Linked DNA regions of Mus musculus: region 2 is linked to region 1. A link is a loop called in an ENCODE intact Hi-C map of the cell type or tissue named here. Cell type or tissue: left cerebral cortex. All regions are shown on one strand.

What was found. Hi-C counts contacts between places; a loop is a spot of excess contacts. Peaks named below come from ENCODE experiments on the same cell type or tissue, not always from the same donor. Only the 100,000 strongest peaks of a DNase experiment are listed, where the experiment ranks them.
Region 2: it touches region 1 in a loop (6-fold over the local background); 11 of 42 quality-filtered maps call a loop at or near these places.

The regions. Positions count from the first base shown.
Region 1 is chr16:94,786,977-94,789,476 of GRCm38, forward strand. All of the region lies in intron 3 of Kcnj6 (potassium inwardly-rectifying channel, subfamily J, member 6), which reads right to left. Among named protein-coding and RNA genes, the nearest start is that of Gm41507, 63 kb to the left of the region's middle. In left cerebral cortex, a CTCF peak has its summit at 1,385 (motif pointing right); DNase peaks (open chromatin) are centred at 1,387 and 1,916.
Region 2 is chr16:94,996,612-94,999,111 of GRCm38, forward strand. Kcnj6 (potassium inwardly-rectifying channel, subfamily J, member 6) reads right to left here and starts at 1,085. Exons shown (of 4, transcript NM_010606.2): 1 at 576-1,085. Gm31407 (a long non-coding RNA gene) reads left to right here and starts at 1,617. Exons shown (of 2, transcript XR_385080.4): 1 at 1,617-2,113. In left cerebral cortex, a CTCF peak has its summit at 1,158; DNase peaks (open chromatin) are centred at 407 and 1,070; H3K4me3 peaks cover 1,624 bases; H3K27ac peaks cover 1,408 bases.

The DNA.
Region 1 (2,500 bases):
TCCGTGGGTCTTTGCTTCAGGAGCTTTAGACTGCTTGTTAAATCCGATTGGCTCACCCCACACACTGGGCACTGGGCTGGCTACACACAGTGCCAGGTCGGGACCCTGACACAGGAGGCAGATGAGTGTGTCTGATAACCTTAGAGGTGTCTTTAGAGCAGGAAGGGAGGGACTCACGGGTTTCAATTACACAGGGACACTCTTACAAAAGATGGGCTGGGCTTTGAAGAATGAGGAGTTTATTAGGTAGAGCAGGAAAAGGCTAGGGAAGAGGTTCTCTGTGGTACGTGGGACACCTGAAGAGGCCTTGAGAAAACTCAGGGGATCTCCCCTGTCCTGCAGGGCTCATCTGGCTGCTTTCACAGTGTGACTTGCAGTCTGTGGCTCCCCTTAAAGTTACAGCTTCCCCACCCCATGTCATATACCCCCCCTCTGACTGGAGGTCATAGGGGCAGTAGAAACAGGTTACTCTGAGGTATGGGTCTGGGGAGAACCTGCCCACTCCTGTTCACCCCTGGAATGACTTTCATCATGTCCCTCATCCCACTTAAGCTTAGCCCATAACTCAGAGGGGACCCCTGAGCCCCCACAAACCAAGACCCAAGACGCTGGTCAGCCATAGCTCACATACCAACACAGAATACATGCAGAATCACTCTAGTTCCTTCTGGGCACCTTCACAGTGACCCTCTCAGAGCGGAAGCTGTGTCCTTTTCAGGAAATCCTGCTGGATTAGTACTTAGCCCAGATAGTCCTCTTTGCCTGCCTGCCTGCCTGCCTTCCTTCCTTCCTTCCTTCCTTCCTTCCTTCCTTCCTTCCTTCCTTCCTTCCTTGCTTCCTTCCTTCTTTATTCCCCCATCTTCCTTCCTCCCTTCTTCCCTCCATCTCTCCTTCCTCCTCTCTCTCTTTCGAGCTCATGTGCATGTGTTTGCACATGCGTGTGAGCGTGTATGTGTGTGTGTGCTCACACGTGCGTGCCTGCACAAGATGTTATCATATTTCCTGAAGCTGGAGATTCATGCATTTGTGAGCTGCTTGCTGTGGGAGCTGGGAACTGAACTCCTGGCCCTTTGAAAGAGCAGCAAGTGCACCGTCCTTCGCACGGCTCCATAAGTGCCTCCTGGGCTGGGGCTAGGAGCTACAAACTGGGCTGTAATTTTAAAGTATTTTCCCAGCATCTGAAGTCGCTTGAGAGTCGCTTTGAAGTAATGGCCGCTGAAAACCCGAAGTCTTTCCTTGCATCTGGAGTTTCATAGGTGGTGGCTACATTTCAGAGATGTGACAACTCCAGCGGAGAAGGAATGTTGGGCCTGTTGTGTGGGTGACAGCTTTTGCTCTTAACCGCTCTACCTCTGCGCTCCAGAGGCGGCTGTGTGGCCGCTGCGCCGCCAGGTGGCGCTGGCGCTTGCGCATCTTCATCCTTGGTCTGAGGCTCCAGGTATCCGCTGCTGGAAATTGGAAATTCGGAATTGGGAATTGGAAAGCCTAGGGTCTCAGGCTTCCTGGGCCTCTGAATCTCTGGGAAGGGTGGTTGTGGTGTCTATGGCTTCAGGGGTGCGCTGACATCCCCCCTCCCCAAGTCCTTCCCTGGATACAGTCAGTTTTTCCTTGCTTATGTAGAATTTTCCAGTCTCAGAAGAAGCTGGGTGGCCGTAAGGAGCTGAAGTCTAGATTCTGAAGATTCTCTTTAGAAACTTTTGGACTGTTTTGCCAGAAACAGTGACCCCCACAAGCTCACCCCTCATGACCTCCCCTTTCAGGATTGGAAGTCTGTCGGTTCCCCTGACTTCCAAAGGTATATTTCTAGAATCATCTTCAAGGTGAACGCCTGTGTCTTCAGAAGGCAGTGAAGGAACCTGCTGGGAAAGTTTCTAGCTGTGGCTTGGCACCGCTCTCCTCACAGGAGGTCCCAACCACACTGCTTCACCGGGGGCTCCTGCCAGTTTTCCGGGAATGCAGAATCTCGCCTTCACTGGCTGAGTCAGAGCCAGCGTTTCAGCTAGACTCACAGATGACTTGGGGGCTCTGTGCAGTTACTGAAGTGCTGTAGAGGACCACTTTGGGTCTGTAGTGTAGGGCAGTGACCCCTGGGCTAAGACTAAGAGAAAGCTCAGGAGCCCTTCCAGAAGGTTCTGGAACCACAAAGATCAAATGCTTACTTAGGTAAAGTGGTGCTGAGCTAGTGACAGAGTTCCTGCACTTTGTTCACTATGGAGCTCTGCAGCTAGACGCTGCCAGGCTGCTGTTATGTACTGTTGCATGAAGAATGAAAGTGGGCAGAAAGTCCTAATACCCTGTGAGGTTCCACAGAGAATCCAGGAGGGCATGGGGGTTGTATAGGGTACCCAGAAGCCAGGCTCAGTTTGTGGATGCTGGTACCTTGGCACAAGGGTATGCAAGACAGACTTTATTCACCTTTAAACTGTGCCCCAGGCCAGCATGTAGAAAGGGTAGTGAGTGAGCAAGGCCTGGGAGTTGGGTTGGTGAGTGACCCCAGCTT
Region 2 (2,500 bases), 210 kb after region 1:
TTGTCTTTCATCAGCACGGCACATCTCGGGTTTACTGATGAAGACTATGAGAAGTCCTCCCCTGTCTCAGGTTCATTTCGCCCTTCTGCTCACTTTTCCTCCTTCGCATCCTCTCCTCTTTATGCCCAAACAGAACAAGGCTACCGCTTTCCACCAAGACAATGGGCTTTTCCTAACTCTCCCTGCCTACCCCACCAGCCGCCCCTGCCTGCGGGATCATCTGTATGTTTGATCTTCACTAGAGGTGCTGGAGCAAGGTCCACAGTAACTGACCCATTCTCTAGCGCCCAGGGCAGGCAGACCCCTCCTCCCGCCACCCACCCAGGCGAGTTTTTAAGCAGCTAATGAAAACCCTATGAGACACATTTCCTTTTGGTTATGTAACCAAAGGCAGCTTTTCCTGCCTCTGGTGGACTTCAGCATCATGTCTCCGCTGAGTAGGGAATGCAAGCAGCCACAGTGGGGCTGGGGACCTGGCAGCCAGGACCCGAAGGCTCGAGGATCCTAGGACACGGAACATCTGTCTGGGATCCATGCCAGCTCCTCGCTTTCAGCAACTCAAACGCACTGCTTACCTTGTAGTGGACAGGGTAGGTTCACTCCATCCTGATCGCCTCTCTCGGAACGGAGCAAGATTCAATAATTCACTCCACGGTGAATGGCGAGGGAAGAAAATACAAGAAAAGGAGGAAACAGACCAACTGGAAGCAGATGGTCCAATTTCACATCAGCCCCGGCAGGCTTTCAGGAGACTCCATTCTGCTGCTAGCGGTTGGGTCCAGCTCCTGCTCCAGCTCCGACTCGCCGGTTCCCGCGGATCCCCACCCTCGGCCCGCCCAACCTCTCCAGCCAGGTGCTGCCGTCTGGTGACTGGCTCCCTCTGGCTGGAGGGCTGGGCGCTGGGGCCACCGCGGGGCAGAGGAGTGCGCGTGTGGGCAGGGACTGAGGAGGAAGCCCGGTTGCGAGGAAACTGGGGGACAGCCTTGAGTGGCAGAGGGAATAAATCCTCGTTTAGGAGCAAAGTGATAGACCTTGCAGGGAGACGTCATGAAAGCCGCAGATTCAACGAATGCTACTCGGTTCCAGCCCCACGGGCTGAGCCGCGCTGTCAGCGCACGAAGCGACGCGTCTCTGGATAAAAGCGGGCGCAGCGCCGCGCGCTGGAGAACCGAGGCGACACAGTGATCAGCTTCGCGGCGAGGCGGAAGAGATGGAGCCGGACCCTAGCTGCCCACCCTTCGCCCAGCCTCTTGTTCTTTTTAACCTGCAGTGGACTCAGGCGCTAAAACAGGGGAGCGCCACCGAGAAATAGGGGTTTCTAGTGCTGGGCGTGAGGAGTCTTTGGGTCTTAGATGCACAGGAACCTTCCATTCCCTCATGTCACTTAAGTCCTAAACTTGAGGATCAGTTTATGCCTACTTGTTATAGCTTCTCTTTTAGCTTTGACGAAAATTGAAAAGTGGGGTTTCTTCACTGCCATCCATTGGGCTGAAATAGATCACACGTGGCCAGCACAGCCCAGAGAGGCCTTAGCCAGCAAGAGGGGCCTGAGGGTGGGGGTGAGGGGGGGGGCCTGCAGCCCAAGACTTTGCTCACACAGATCTAAGAGCAAGTCTGTGCTGTGCTTTCTCTATCCTATCCACCACTCCAGGGACGTAGTGCCAGCTGCTGCCCCCACCCCTACTTTGGTTAAGCTTTCTGAGCTTTCTGAGTATAATCTCAACTGCCTGTAAACACACACACCCCTCGGACAGCCACCTAGTTTGGATTTAACCTGCTTTTGCATGGTTCTTTCAGGGGGCATCCCACAGTACAACCTGACTTTCTTTTACGGTCATTTTGCAAGCAGTAGCTCATTTCCAAAGCCTTCTCGCATCTAGCTTCCACCCAAGTACAGACCTGTTTATGCATTTTTAACCCAAGGAGAAATAGTTTCGCAAGGGTCTGTAAAAGTAATTGACACCACTGGCTGATAATTCTATAATGGCCCTATTAACCACGGGGTATTCTGTTTACTTCACAGCTCAAGAAGGTGACCCTTTCTGATGAAGGGATTCATCGAGATCTGCTCTTAGCAGTGAATGATATTTTATTCTAAACTCGCGCTCTAAAAGTAGGTGTGCATGCATGTTCATGCATGCGTGTGTTGTGTGTGTGTGTGTGTGTGTGTGTGTGTGTGTGTGTGTACCCACAGAGTATAGAAGAAAGCATCATATTACCCAAAGCATGAGTTACAGGGAATTATAAGCTGGGTAGTGTGGGTGCTGGAGTAGAATCTGGGTCCTCTGTAAGAGCAATGCAGGCCCTTAAGCTCTAAGTCATCTCAGCCCCTATTTGTATCTTTTAATGTCTCTCAGGAAGACTGTCTGCTTTCTGAGCCAACTTTGCTACAGAAAGGTGTTTACCTCAGTTTGCATCAACAGCTGGGCCCTCCTTACCCACACAGGCTACGAGTTTGTATTTGTTGATGATTTTCCCCGAGGGACTGTGATCTCAGTTG